2 separate regions of the Homo sapiens genome follow, and region 1 is linked to region 2. A link is an interaction called in ENCODE POLR2A ChIA-PET data of the cell type or tissue named here. Cell type or tissue: GM12878. All regions are shown on one strand. Each heading gives the region's core, and the rest is flanking DNA. Links, peaks and the distances in the headings are about the cores only.

The links. ChIA-PET counts read pairs that join two places held together with the same protein. Peaks named below come from ENCODE experiments on the same cell type or tissue, not always from the same donor. Only the 100,000 strongest peaks of a DNase experiment are listed, where the experiment ranks them.
Region 1: POLR2A ChIA-PET joins it to region 2 with 6 read pairs; 2 of 35 experiments call an interaction of 5 or more read pairs at or near these places.

Annotation. Positions count from the first base shown.
Region 1 is chr13:27,156,122-27,164,172 of GRCh38, forward strand. The region is part of intron 1 of USP12 (ubiquitin specific peptidase 12); the gene reads right to left. USP12-AS1 (USP12 antisense RNA 1) reads left to right here. Exons shown (of 3, transcript NR_046547.1): 2 at 6,739-6,802. Among named protein-coding and RNA genes, the nearest start is that of USP12, 12 kb to the right of the region's middle. In GM12878, for the core only: no CTCF peak of the experiment used is centred there; no DNase peak of the experiment used is centred there; H3K4me3 peaks cover 1,178 bases; H3K27ac peaks cover 1,821 bases.
Region 2 is chr13:27,483,440-27,491,490 of GRCh38, forward strand. It overlaps the pseudogene RNU6-63P. Among named protein-coding and RNA genes, the nearest start is that of MTIF3, 37 kb to the left of the region's middle. In GM12878, for the core only: no CTCF peak of the experiment used is centred there; no DNase peak of the experiment used is centred there.

The DNA.
Region 1 (8,051 bases), core at 2,647-6,646, 330 kb before region 2:
GCCTCATCATTATAAAGAGACACGACATTCCACTGCAAACCAGAAGTACACATCACCTAAGTTTTTCCACCACCACTTGTACCTCAACTCCTGCAAGGAAAAAAAAAAAAAAAATCAAGGAATCTGGTTCAGGCCTCTTAATCTACCAGATTACAGAAAACACAAAGGATGGAAGAACATGTTAAACATCACAAAGGGGATGCAATCAGCAAAGTACAGAAAATGAAAAAAGCTATGTGACAATCTGATTTCCTCAAAAGATAAACTATAATAAAAAAGAAACAGGGATCCACATTTAAGAGATATAGTGACGAAACGCAACGATGATCATTATGGATCCAACTATAATCATTTGAGACAATCAGGTAATTTCAACAATGATTGGATATTTATGAGTATTAAGAAAGAAAGAGGCTGGGGGGGCAGTGGCTCACGCCTGTAATCCCAGCACTTTGGGAAGCCAAGACAGGCGGATCACCTGAGGTCAGAAGTTTGAGACCAGCCTGGCCAACATGGTGAAACCCCATCTCTACTAAACAAAATACAAAAATTAGCTGGGCATGGTGGCAGGCACCTGTAATCCCAGGTACTCAGGAGGCTAAGGCAGGAAGAATTGCTTGAACCTGGGAGGTGGAGGTTGCAGTGAGCCGAAATCACACCACTGCACTCCAGCCTGGGCGACAGAGCAAGATTCCGTCTCAAAAAAACAAAAGAGAGAGAGAGAAAAAATGATTTTATGGTTGTCTTTAGGGGGAAGAAGCATCTACACCTACATTAGTAACAGCATGATCCGGCGGCAAAAGCACTAGACTAAATACGGAGAGGTCTCAGGCAGAATCCTAAAATCAAATCACTGGAGTCTGAAATAATCTATTTGTTAATTTCCTTACCTGTAAAACAGACTACTCCTCTCTATGGGTCCATCTCATAGATTTCACAGTTTTTGTTTGGAAAAAATGAACTAATAATAACAAAGTAATCTGAAATGTAAATACTGACATTGGTGAAGTTTCTTCACAGCAGGTATGTTACAAAAATATATTCTGCGTAATAGTTATTTTCACTAATGTGGTAATCATGTTTTGTTGGTTTTTTATTTTCAATAAATTTTCTAGAAAACCACTTCTGATCCCTTTTTGCTTGATAAGTTTTACATACATTAAGCTAAAAAACAGAATGCTGTAGTTGAAATGGACCTAAGATCACAAAGAGGTGTATATAATCCCGTCATTATATAGAGGTGTACATAATTCCCCGTCATTACTTTGGGAAAAAGTGGATGTTCTAGGTATGATCTCTCCCACTTTCCTTTACCCGCTGTATCAGAAGTACTTTTCATTAGCTCATTTTTAGCAAAAATGAGTTCTGTAAGCTACAAATGTGATTTTTAACAACATATACATGCCTTTTTTTAAAAAAAATATAAGTTTATAGAAGATTTTTCCCTAAACCAATATGAACCCAATCAATTTAACAAGTTTGAGGACAAAATTACTGAAACATTAAATCATGTAAGTAATTTTAATCACTTAACCTTATTTCTCTCTTGTTATTTTAATTCACTTCTCACTTCCTCGCCAGGACCTTTGTCCTCTTCATTTTTCTCCAAGTTACCTTTCAAATTCCACCAAGCTTCCCTCCCCACCACTCCCAAAAGCCTTCCTTCTCCAACTGATGCAGGCCTCACTCCAAATACCAGTCTGTCTTCCCTGTACACATCAAAATACAGCTTATCAAGTTTGTATCAGTTTACATTATTATACACAAAGCTGGTCTCCCCAACTAGACTGCAAGCCCTTTGGAACTTAAACAGCTTTGAATCTCTAGGGTCTAGCACATAACCCAACTTAATGAATATTCCTTGACATTAATTGCAATGGACCTGATTGCGCCATTAGTTTTACTGGGTGAACTGTGTTCCCTAATAAAGGTACGTTTAAGTCTTAAGCCCCAATATCTCAGAATATGACCTTATTTTGAAATAGGGTCTTTACAGAAGTAATCAAGTTACAATGAAGTCATTAGGGTGGACCCTAATCCAGTGTGACTGGTGTCTGTGTAGAAAGGGAAAATTCGGACACAGGCATAGAAGGAAGACAAAATGGAGACAGAGACACAGGGAGAATGCCATGTGAAAAGATTGGAATGATGCATCCACTGCCAGAAAACCACCAGTAGCTAGGGTAGAAAATGGAAGAGAGTCTCCTCATAGCCCTCAGAGGGAACCAACCCTGTCGACATCCTGATTCTGGACTTCTAGCCTACAGAATTGTTAGGACGATAAATTTCTGTTACAGGCATGCACCACTTAATGACAGGGATACATTCTGAGAAATTGACTGTTAAGCAATTTCATCATGGTGCGTATGTCATAGAGTGTACTCACGCAAACCTAGATGGTACAGCCCACTACACACTTAGGCTATGTGGTCTAGCCTCTTGCTCCTAGGCCACAAACCTGTACAGCATATGACTGTACTGGATCCTGTAGGTAACTGTAACACAATGGTAAGTATTCATGTCTCTAAACACATCTAAACGTAGAAAAGGTACAGTAACAATACAGTATTATAATCCACACACAGTTTCTGGCACTTTGTTATGGCAGCCCTAGGAAACTAATAAAATTATTGTTTAATAAAATGAAAATGTGCAAACAGTATTATATAACCAAACCTTTCAATATGATAGACATTGAAGATCATGGGAAATTAAAATGCACACAAGAGTTTTGACATGGAATGAAACATGATGACAACCAAAAATATACACTGTTAGGTGAAAAAGCAAATAAACCTGCAGTTTTAAATTTTGGGGGGAGTGGGGGTGACACACACACAATACCTCATGTTTGTATATGCACAGGTAATGTCTGGCAATAAACACACACATATCCCAACTCTTTCTAGCAATTACTTCTTGGGAAAGGGCGGCCCCTCTTCCTTGTAAGAAATGAATTTTTTAAACTCACACAATTTTGCAGTTTTAAAAATAGTAAGTGGTTTGGTTTTTCTTAAACTTCTAAAATTGCAAAATTAAAAGAAACTACCATTTCTAAGGTAATCAGATATCACATTTTTCTTTAAGAGTATATACAGTTAAACCTGAATAATTTAATTCTTTTAAAATCCTCACTCTGGTAGTTCAAAAAACAATGTATCAATTACTAAATTACAAGGGCGTATCTACCACCCCATTTCTAAAAGTTACCATGACATTATATTTCAAAGTCCATATTAAACACAGGCTGTTCCTAAAAATGTCAGGAAGAAAATAAGATTTTTCAAACACCATTCCATTTGCATCAGGCATATAATTCTGGTGTTTTACAAGTGTTCTATCATTAAATTTCATTTCTCAACTAGGCCACACCTATTCAATCCAGCCTTCTCTATCAATATCCAGTAACATTTGCAGAGGGCCTTGTTAACTTGGATGTCAACCAAAAATGTACCCAAATATCCTAACTCTCTTTAACAGTCTGTTCTAGATTTATCATCTATACATTTATCTAAACTCAAACTTTCCTACACCTTTATTTTTTATCATTGTGAGATCTGAATCTGTGAAATGCCTAGCAATAGCATCACCAAGTAGCCACTCAATAAATGTCAGACTCCTATATAAGTTCCTTGGGAAAGCTAAAATTACAGATGTCACATTCAACTTTACAAGTCAGGGAAGATGACCTAAGTCATCATTAACATAAAATGGCAAGAACATCACGGTAGGCTATTAGCACTGAAATGGTATAATAACTACAACCCAGTTTCAGAGATGAAAAGGAAAGAAAGTAGACTATTAAAGCAACTAACATCTGGGATGAAAATGTGTAACAGAAGAGAAGCTTTAAGGACACAAGGAAGTAAAAACCTGAAAGAGCGGAATTGCGAACACTTGGCAGGAGGAGTAACCTGAGCAAAGGCAACTGTGCAGTCTTTAAAGAACGAAAATACCACCTTAAATACATACCATGTGTCAATTATACCTCAGTAAAGCTGGAAAAACTCAATAAAGAAAGAAACTAAACAGAGAACAAAAAAAGGTGACAGATTTCACTTGTATCTTTTTAGTTAAAAAGGGCAACATAATGTCTCCAACTAAGACAATGATACAAATATCCAAGCATTTTTATCTGGCTAAGGCTTGATGTGTATAGTGAGAAAACAACCAGAAGTAAAAGTTGCTTCCTTTTAGTTTTTCATTTGCCAAGTTAAGTGAAGGCCTCTGCTTTAACCAGTCACATGACAATGGCAGGTCCTTGTTCAGCAGGGTCCCCCGTGGAGGAGATATAAGCCTCCTCAAATTGAAAAAAAAAATGCAATAAAAACAAATGAAACTAACCAGTAAACTTTAAAAAAGTGAACTGTCTTTAAAAAAAAAAAAATGCAACACCAGACAATGAAAAGATTCTAATTTGCCTAGCAGAACCAAAAGCACAATATTTTTGGTTTTGTTTTTGGTCCGTTGTATCTAGTTTTTGAGCCTTTGATGTTTCAAATTTGTTCCAAATTTTGTCCACCTTTACATAAAAACCCTGAGCACATCAGTCTGAAGAAATTATCAGCTTTAAACCTCTAGGTCCATCAAACAACAAACAGTGAAACCACTTGATTCCTATTCCTCACCTGTTCTTAAAAGAACCAAAGCATCATGTTTCTTTTTTTTTTTTTTCCCCCTTCAACCTTAAGTTACAGGGTACATGTGCAGGATGTGCAGGTTTGTGACACAGGTAAACGTATCATGGTGGTTTGCTGCACAGCTCAACCCATCTCCCCGGGTTAAGCCCAGCATCCATCAGCTCTTCTTCCTGATGCTCTCCCTCCCGCCATCCTCCCCACAGGCCCCAGTGTGTAGCGTTCCCCTCCACAAAGCGTCATCTTTCAAGGCCGTTAAGTCTGAAACCTTCTAAACATTATATCCCGTTTTGTGGAAAAGAGAATCCCCCTGCTCTATTAAGATATACCTCCTAACGCAAACTTCAAAGTCCCAGCTACTACCCCCAAGGTACCACCTTAACCATCCTGCATATGAGTCTCTTCATTAAGCAAATTAAACAAACAGGGAACCTTTGCAACATCAGCAAAGAAAAATTGTGAAACAATATGCCAGAGAAACAGCAGAAATAATTTCTTCAAAGTTATAACGGCTAGATTTTTGGACTAAGATAATCACATACAAAGCAGAATAAATGTTCATCTACAGAATCTCAAATTATAAATGCATTTTCCATTCCAAAGAACAAAAGCCTTGTATTTTATTGTCTCCTTACCCCTACAACTTAAGTACTTTATGACTTATTTTACTTGTGCCCAGATGGGCTCTAATTTTGAAAGTCTCTTTTCAGGGATCCCTGAAAAACCCAGGTAGACCAATACTGTAGAAATAAAGGCAATTTACTCACTATAATTTTATACCTTTAAAAAAAAATGTTACTAATAGGGAATTGCAGTGTTTACTGCCATCAGAAGTTAACTACAGGCCAGGTGCAGTGGTTCACACGTGTAATTGCAGCATTTTGGGAGGCCAGCTACATCACTTGAGTTTGAGACCAGCCTGGGCAACATGGTGAAACCCTGTCTCTACAAAAAAAATTAATTAAAAAGAAAAAATAGCTGGGCATGGTAGTGTGTGCCTGTAGTCCCAGATACTTGGGAGGCTCAGGCAGGAGGATAGCTTGAGCCCGGGGGGCAGAGGTTTCAATGAGGCGAGACTGCACCACTGCACTCCAGCCTGGGCAACAGAGCAAGGCTCTGTCTCAAAAAATAAAAAAAAATAAAAAAAAATTAAAAAGCCACTCATTAACTGTACATTTTTAACATAGTAAAGATTTTAAGGGTAATCTAAAACTTTGCTTCATGGATCATTAAAATACTCATTTTCAAACTTTGAAATGACTACGCTTTGTCAAAGGTAACTTGTGAGCTCCGTTACAACTCCTACAGTCCACAGTATCTTAATGTGCTTTCCATCCTTTCCTTAAGAGGGCATGGAGTCTTACCAACAATGACCATGTAAGGGTGATGTTGATATGTATTTATAGTACAAAGGACGTTCACATGTGTCATCTCATCTGATCTAATGGGGAAATTATTATTCCATTTCATAACTGAAACCAGTTAAACGGCCTACCCAAGTGAAAATAATTAGTGAGGACTCAAAGTCACACACACACAGATATGCAGCCGAAAAGTCAGGAATAAAAATTCCCCAATCTCTTGTTTGAAAAGGAGTAATTTTGTCTCAACCATCAAACCTGCAACACATTGCCCTGTAGATGTCATAACGAGTTTGCATGTCTAGAAATTTGGACCCCATCCCTAGCTGCTGCAGGGCTGACTTTAAGCTTCCTTTTCCATTTTGTGAAAATGGGGCTAATACTACCTAACCTTTCCTAATTCTGAATGGATCTTCAAGATGACAGATAGAGAAAGACTAATAACAACAACAAAATAAAATTAATGCTTTTGAAATACCTCAAAAAAAATCTATTGTTAATTTTCTTAGTTGTGACAATACTATCGTGTTACTGTTAAAGAGATTGCCCTTTCATTTTAGGTAGGTTTCTTATTGAGCAATATTTTGTTTTTTATCCATTCTGATAGTTCCTTTAATACAATGAAAGTAAGTTTGAACCATTTGGATTATTATGATTAATGAACTAGAAGAGCTTATTTCTTCCACCTGTGTTTTCTGTCATTCTTTTTCATTTTGTTTTTCCTATTTTCCTTCCCTCAGAGTTTGAATGGTAACGTTTAAATGTCTGCTGCTACGGAAGCAAGAAAATTCACTCCCTGTGTGGGTGTGTATTTATCCTTAATTTTTTAACATGTATATACAATCCAAAATTTTCCAATAGTGGTTGTTTAGTTGGCTCTTAAACAAGGAGGCCCTTAACAAGTTTTAACAACCCACTGAACTGTCCTTGTACCCCATCCATCTTGTTTTGTTGTCATTTTCTCTTCTTAAAAAAAATACAAGCAAATTTTGAAAAATCAATGTAATTCAATTTACCAGCATATTTTTACCAACTCCATTGTTTCTTATATCCTCATGACTGTCCTCTGGACTTACATTTCCTCAGGCTAAACACACACTTTAATAATCATTTTAATGTGAATCAATACTTGGTAAACTCCTGGTACTTCTTTAAATATGCCCCCTTCCTACTCTCCAGCCTTACTGTTCACAAGACCCGCTTTCACGCCAAACCACCTACAGAGCCTAAGAGTAACACATTATCTATTTACATCTGGTATCCCATCCCTCCATGTCCACATAATAAAGGCCATTCATTTTGCAAAGTTCAACTCTCTTCTAAGAAGCTTTTTCCTGAAGCCCTCTTCTCTCTCCCAAAACCACCTTCTCTTTCACATATAATTACCATTACTTATACCAATAAGAAAAACATCTCATTGCATGCATTTGTTTTATACGTCCATCCTCTTCTACAATACTGTAAGTAGAGCTGGTTTTCAATCTTCTCATCAGGACACACAGAGAAAATAGTATATGTAAAGCCCACAAGAATACAGACATAGCCAGGTGCAGTGGCTCACACCTGTCATCCCAGCACCTTGGGAGGCCAAGGCAGGAGGATGGTTTAAATGTAGGAGACAGCCTGAGCAATAGAGCAAGACCTGTCTTAAAAAAAAAAAAAAAAAGAAAAAAAAAAAAGAAAAGAAGCTACAGGTAAGACAGGTATGTCTGCTCTCACCAGAAAGGGACTGGCTAAGGGTCTCCTATCAACCCAGATACCTCCAGGCTTCCCAGGGGTCAAGAGGACTACTTCCTCAGCACAACTATAACCCACTCAAGACACACTGAATGGGAAGTTCCATAAGACCAGAGTTTATCACAGTCGTCTTCATGTTCTCAGAACCTACATGCAGCACGATATAATGTAGGTCTCCATGAATCCTTCCTCAAAATACTTTAGAAAAAGCACTCTTTATCCCTACAAAAAGGAAAAAAAAAAAAATCACTAGCATCAGGTAGAGGCTTAGTAGGTCACTAAAATAAAAAGCACTAAAATAAAATCAAAGGCAACA
Region 2 (8,051 bases), core at 1,357-5,356:
GAGGGCTCCTCTGAGACCTCATTGGATGCATTTCCCAGCTTAGCCCAAGTGTGGGCTGCTCATGGGGTGTTGTGAGGGTGCGGGGATGGTTTGAAGGGCAAACGTGTCAGTGCGCTTCCGGGACCCCTCTCCAAGCCAGGCACCCAAACGCAGGACCGGGGACTCAGTCTACTCATGAGGACGAAGCTCAGCTTGGAAACCCAGATGCTCCACCTCCTCAGAACTCCTTCCAGCGATGCGGGGACAAGGTGATGCAGCCCCCTTCCCGTTGTCTGAACTTCAGCAGGTGCAGAGTGAGCACTTTGGTTGGAAATTCTTGACTGCGAGCTGTCTCCTGGGCTTCCCTCACAGGGGCCCCACAGTGCCCCAACCCTCCAGCAGGTGCCTGGACCCACTGCCATGCTGTTTCACTTGCCAAAATCAGGGGAATTCCTTTTCCTGGCTGGGCCTTTTCTTCTTTCCCAGTGAGCTGGGAGGTGAAAATTTTAGGACTCTATGAACAGAGACCAGTCAAGGCTCCTTATGGTTTTGTCCTTACTGCCCTTGATTTTCAGTCCAAAACCATTTTCAAGGACAACCTGCCATGACCTCCACTGGCTCAGCGTTCTGCCTGAAGGAGAGCTGCCTTCAGCAGCAGATCTCAGTTGCCCACCTTTTGGAGGTGGACCAAGGGGTCTTGCCTGCAACCAAATGACAACCTCAAAGTGGACCAGGTGTTTTCCTTACCTCATTTATAACCTGGGGTGTAAATGATTGGCAGTGGAAGGTCAAGCCGTAACTCCTGTGATGAATTGGGGCAGGTTAAATGGACTGATCTGTTTCTGTTCATCCATAGTAACATCATGCAGCCGCCCAGCAACATATTTGAACAAGAGTTTTGCAATCATCACACGCAAAATCTTTCTGTTGGAAAAAGGCACGCATATACCTTGGTAGAATATATTTGTTAATTGCTATTTGTTAGCTTCATCTTTTCTTCAAAATAGAGGAGAAATTATTACTTTGATAATGGGTAGAGGGGTTTCAGGCTTAAAAAGAGGAAATTTCCAAGGATATTAAGAATAAACACAGCAGCCAGGCGTGGTGGCTCAGGCCTGTAATCCCAGCACTTTGGGAGGCCGAGGTGGGCAGAACACGAGGTCAGGAGATCGAGACCGCCTGGCTAACCCGGTGAAGCCCCGTCTCTACTAAAAATACAAAAATTAGCCGGGTGTGGTGGCGGGTGCCTGTAGTCCCAGCTACTCCGGAGGCTGAGGCAGGAGAATGGCCTGAACATGGGAGGTGGAGCTTGCAGTGAGCCGAGATCGCACCACTGCACTCCAGCCTGGGCGACAAAGCGAGACTTTGTCAAAAAAAAAAAATAATAATAATAATAAACACAGCAGGGCAAAAACTGCTGTCTGCCATCTGCAGCCACACATGATGCTGGTTATTGAGGAGAGTGTGTCCATCTGGAATCAGATGCAATTGCTGAGGGAACTGCTGATGCTTGTATACCATGGCATGTGATACATGGAAGCAGACAATAACAACACAGAATCACTGGATATTTGTGGAGAATCAGCACCTCGAAGGAAAGAAAGTATTTCAAGCAATCAATATAAATACCTATCCCTACATATTATAGAGTTATTTCAGGAAACAAGAAATAAGACAATTATAAGTAGTATTCTTAGAAATATCCAGGCATGGCCTGGCGCAGTGGCTCAGGCCGGTAATCTCAGCACTTTGGGAGGCTGAGGCAGGCAGATCACTTGAGGCCGGGGGTTCGAGACCGGCCTGGCCAACATGGAGAAACACAGTCTCTACTGAAAATACAAAAATTAGCCAGTCATGGTGGTGCACACCTGTAGTCCCAGCTACTTGGGAGGCTGAGGCAGGAGGATCACTTGAACCTGGGAGGTGGAGGTTGCAGTGAGCAGAGATTGTGCCACTGCACTCCAGCCTGGGCAATAGAGGGAGACTCTCTCTGTGTGTGTGTGTGTGTGTGTGTGTGTGTGTGTGTGTGTATAGTTTTTGGATATGTATATATCCAAGCAGATATTCCTTCAATAAAGCAAGAGCAGACTTGGAAAAGAGCAATTAGATAAGAAAGAAGCGTATTTTAGAAATTAAAAATTCCAATGGAAACAAAAGATGATATACCCATACAATGAAATACTACTGAGGAATAAAAAGGGAAAAAATTACTGATACACTCTACGGCATGGATAAACCTCAAAAGCATTATGTTGAGCTAAGGAAGCCAGTTGCAGAAAGTGCATGCTATATGGTTTCTTTCATATAAAACTCGAACACAAGCGAAATTAATTGATGATATTAGAAATCGTTCGTGATTTCTGGGGAGGGGTCATGAATTGACCAGAAGGAGATGAAAAAACTTTCTGGGGTCATGGAAGTGTTTTACATCTTGACTGAATGGCTATACGGGTTATATGTATGCATTCATTACAACTGACTGTGCACTTAAAATTTGTGCATTCTATTGTATGAATATTATACAGGAATTTAAGAAAGGTGGCAAAGACTAATATGAATGGACTCCACTCTCAAAAACAACAGCAGCAACAACAAAACGCCTTTATATATACTCTGACTTATAGTAATTCAGCTGAAAACTGAATTAGTGAATTAGAGGAAAAGGTGATGGAAGTCATGAGAGATGGTGAAATATAAATGCAGTGTCACCATCACTTGTATAATAGGAATTTCATGATGAGAGAATAGAAGGAAAAAAATCACTGAGAATATGTAATAAATTGTTTCCTGAGTGGAGAAAAAGAGGCCGTTGAATGCCAAGTAGGAATTCTCAGAAAACTACCTCCAGTCTGGGCAACACAGCAAGGCTTCATTTCTATTAAAAAAAAAAATAGCCGGATGTGGTGGCACACACCTGTAATCTCAGCTACTCAGGAAGCTGAGGTGGGAGGATCGCTTGAGCCCAGGATAAGCCCGCAGTGAGCTGTGATAGTGCCACTGCACTCCAGCCTGGGTGAATGTATAATGTATGCTTTCGTCAATAGTGCACAAGAGGTAAGACTCTGTTTCAAAAAAAAAGAAAAAGAAAAAGAAAGAAAAGAGAGACAGAAAAAAAGAAAAACTACCTAAACATAGTCTGATGAAATTTCTCAAGCCTATGGTTAAAGGGAAAAATTTATAAGCTTCATGACAGGAAAAAAAAATACCGTCATAGAAAAGAGAATCAAACTTTTAACTTACAAACCAAATGCTAGAAGATTGTGAAACCACATTCCTAGGGTTTCCTCTTGGAAAAGATTGTTAGTAGCATTCCATACCCACTCAACTTATCTATCCTGTGTCAGGGTAAAGGAAGGCAGTCAGTATCCTATATACCTCCTCTGCTAAAAACAAAACAACAGTAAGAAACCTCAAGGCCGGGCGCGGTGGCTCACGCCTGTAATCCCAGCACTTTGGGAGGCCCAGGCGGGCGGATCACGAGGTCAGGAGATTGAGACTACCCTGGCTAACAAGGTGAAACCTCGTCTTTACTAAAAATACAAAAAAATTAGCCGAGCGTGGTAGCGGGCACCTGTGGTCCCAGCTACTTGGGAGGCTGAGGCAGGAGAATGGCATGAACCCAGGAGGCAGAGCTTGCAGTGAGCTGAGATCACGCCACTGCACTCCAACCTGGGCGACAGAGTGAGACTCCGTCTCAAAAAAAAAAAAAAAAGAAAAAAAAATTTCAAAACACCAAAATAGGGCAGGCGCAATGGCTCACATCTGTAATCCCAGCACTTTGGGAGGCTGAGGTGGACAGATCACGAGGTCAGGAGTTTGAGACCAGGCTGGCCAACATAGTGAAGCCCCATCTCTACTAAAAATACAAAAAAATTAGCTGGGCCGGGTGGCGTGAGCCTGTAATCCCAGATACTTGGGGGGCTGAGGCAGGAGAATTACTTGAACCCGGGAGGCAGAGGTTGCTGTCTGAGCCGAGATTGCATCACTGCACTCCAGCCCAGGCAACAGTGGTAGACTCTGGATCAAAAAAAAAAAAAAAAAAAAGGAAAGCATCAAAATAAATAATTCAGAAAAGATGAAGACAAAAAACAGTAATAAACAATAAGACCTGTAAAGTTTAAGTAATTGTTGGTAACACGGCTGTTTAGTACATTTTAAAGCTTTTTTTTTTTTTTTTTTTTTTCTGGAGACGGAGTCTCACTCTGTCGCTCAGGCTGGAGTGCGGTGGTGCAATCTCAGCTCACTGCAACCTCTGCCTCTCAGGTTCAAGCGATTCTCCTGCCTCAGCCTCCAGAGTAGCTGGGGTCACAGGCATGCGCCACCAAGCCCAGCTAATTTTTTTGTGTTTTCAGTAGAGACGGGGTTTCACCATGTTGCCCAGGCTGGTCTTGAACTCCTGACCTCAAGTGATCCACCTGCCTTGGTCTCCCAAAGTGATGAAATTACAGGCGTGAGCCACTGTACCCGGCCTTTAAAGCTTTCTTAAAGTAGAAGAGGCATCATGTAAAAAAAATAATAACATCAATCTAAACATCTGGACGATTTCAGCAGAGCTGGAAATACCCAGCAGGGGAGGCAGAGAGGAATTAGAAGTATGTGAATCACCCTTTTTTAAATCGAGGGAGTTATTTATATTGTTTAATTCTTGACACTGATGAAAAATACATTTTCAGATATGTCTTTTAGAATTGAAACAGGATTTTTAAAATGTTTCATTTCCCACTTTAGCAGCACATACACTAAAATTGGAATGACACAGAGCACGGCCCCTGAACAAGGATAACATGCAAGTTTGTGAAGTGTTCCATATTTTTGATGACTGGATAAAGAAAATCTGGTATATTTACTCCATGGAATATTATTCAGCCATAAAAAGCATGAAATCCTGTCATTTGTGGCAACATGAATGGAACTAGAGGACATTCTGTTAAGAGAAATAAGCCAGGAACAGAAAGTTAAACACCACATGGGATTCATTAGATTCTTACAAGGAGTGTGCAGTTCACAGTAAAGTTTGTGCTCCTATGAGACTCTAATGCTGCCAATGATCTGATAGGAGGCAGAGCTCAGGCTGTAATGCTTGCTGGCCCGCAGCCTGCCTCTGGCTGTGTGGGCCAGTTCCTAACAGGTCACGGACTGGTACAGGGATCCCTGCTCTAGAACAGTTGTATAATGTACACTTTCATCAATAGTGCACAATAACCATTTCATTGTAACTGCAGCAATACTGCATATTTTAATTTTAAAAAATTAGCGGCCGGGTGCGGTGGCTCATGCCTGTAATCCCAGCACTTTGGGAGGACGAGTCGGGCAGATCATGAGGTCAGGAAATGGAGACCATCCTGGCTAACACGGCTAACAAAACAAAACAAAACAAAAATTAGCCAATTTGTTAAAATTAAGAGTATTTAGGGGTAGCACTTCATTAATGTTGAAGTCTAACATTTTTTCTATATACTTATTTTTGTCAATTATAATTCCATTTATTTGAAACTGTAGAACATATATGGAATTGGGGGAGATTGTTTTTATTTTTGCTATTTATATAACTTGTGTAAGTTGCTTTGTAAGTCTTTTACTCATTTTTCTAAGAGACTTAATATTTTTCTTGTGGATTTTCGTAAACTTTTCACATATTAAAGACATTAATTCCTTATCCTATTTCCTTCAAATATTTTCCCAGTTTTTCATTTGCCTTTCAGTAGTGCCCTTTGACATATTCAGAATGATTCAATTTGGTCTTAAAATTTATTTGTGCTTAGATAAGTTCTTATGCATCTAAAAATCAGATATGCATATTTACTGGTTTTTGTTTGTTTATATTTTACTCTATATTCCATGTGAAATTTTAACCTATATGATGAAATGGGAATTTAACTTTATTTCCCCAAATAAGTAATAATTTGTACAACACCGATACAGTCCTGAACTCGAATCCTGGCCCAGAGATGAATTCTTGCTTGACCTTGGACACGTTACTTAATCTCTTTAAACATTGCTTTTATCATCTGTAAAATGGAGATAATAACACCTACTTTGTAGAGTTATAATAATTAAATAATATAATAAATGCAAAATTCCTAACAAGTATCCTGTTTAATAACTGTGAAGAGCCTGAGATTTTACCCTACTTGCCAGCTGACAAGTTAGCCTGCCAGTTTCACAGATGCTGGCAGAAGACCCAAGACTCCTGGATCAGAAACAAAGGACTTTATTATTATCTAATGCACAGCAGGCAGCAAGAGCATCACCATATGTGCATCAGTTCTCCTTGACTGAAGTCCCATGGTGGTGAAAGGATGAGCCCAGATAATTACCTAAACATGAAGTGGGTTGCATTATAGGAGAGGAACTCTGAGTTTAGCTTATCCAAATCTTCTAAAGCGTTCAGTAAGCATGCCTGCCCTTTGCTCTGTGGGAGCACCTCTATTTTCCAAGGCTGTTTGCTAAATGAACAGCCATAAAAAGATAATCTAAAACAAAGGAGAGTTAGTCCCCCACAAGACTTGCAGAAAAGTGAAAGACCCATGGAGAATTGTCTCCCAACACCTGCATGTTCAATAAATGGAATTGTGTTTGTTATTATCTACTAAATTATTGTATACATCTGTCTTTGGGCTTTCTATTCTCTTTTATTTTATTGGCACTATGTTTATGTAATCTTATGTTCCATGAGAAAAATCTATGTTAATTTAAAAAAATTACTTTTATATAAAAGCTGAACAGATGATGAATTTAAATAACGTCATATATAGCAAAGTTAAACAACTTTGCTATATATGGTTTCGGTTATGGTAGAAAAATTGGTTCACATGGAAATCATCCCCCACTTCCTTTTGTGCTCTAAATACATAACAATGATAGACAAAACATCTTTAGCAACATGTGAAAGACATAACTATCTCAAAAACAAGATAAACATATCTGGGAACCACAGTCAGGATAGAAACGTGAAGGCATTATTACATAAAACCACAAGCCTCCTGGGCTCCAGATCCAGAAGCAGGCAAAACTGGCCACAGGGCTGCCACAGTACACTACTATAGGGGCAGCATTCATATTGCTGGGTTTTTTAAAAAAATATTTTTATTTTTCTCTTTAGAAAAAAAAGGACAGACACATTGTTATCTATGTGAATGGCCTCTCCTGGAGCACAGCTCCATTGGAGGGAGGGAACCAGTTTCATTCATAAAGCAGCCTAGAAAACAGTGTGACAAAGTTGAGAATGCTGCTGATCCGGACTGTGTTGGTATGGAGCTGCATGTATGCTGGAGTGAACATTTGTCATTTGTGGCTGCTTAATATTTTGACCACTGCCATGGTTTGAATGATGCCTCCAAAACTCATATTGAAATGTAATTGCCATTGTGATGGTATTAAGAGGTGATTAGTCATGCAGGCTGTGCTGTCAGGAATGGAGCAATGGTATTGCCATGGGAGTGGGTTTGTTACTGCGAGAGTTGGACCCCTTTCCCTCTCAGTCTTGCTTGCTCTGGCCTCTTGCCATGTGATACCTTCCATGTTATGATGCAGCAAGAAGACCCTCACCAGACGTGGCCCCTTGGTTTTCGCCTTCCCAGCCTCCATAGCCATGAGCCAAAGAAATATTTTTTTATTATAAATTACCCAATCTGTATTCTTGTTATACCTGCAGAAAAACAGACCAAGACAACCACCTTGCCCTCATTGTGGTAATTCTCCATATTGAGTCTTGCCTTCCCATAGCAGAAGCCAGAAAATGTGCATTCCAGGAGTTCCTTGAAACTAGGCTCCAGGCATGGGACCTTGTCTCGGCCAATCAGGTGTATCCCCATGAGACGCGGACTTGGGTGAGCAAGGTGTCAGAGACTGATTGTGTTCCCCTAAAATTCATATGTTGAAGCCCTCGTAAAGATAAAGCCTTTAAGAAGGCAATTGAGGGCTAGGCGCGGTGGCTCATGCCTGTAATCCCAGCACTTTGGGAGGCTGAAGCCGGCAGATCACGAGGTCAGGAGATCAAGACCATCCGGCTAACACGGTGAAACTCCGTCTCTACTAAAAACACAAAAAATTAGCCGGGCGTGGTGGTGGGC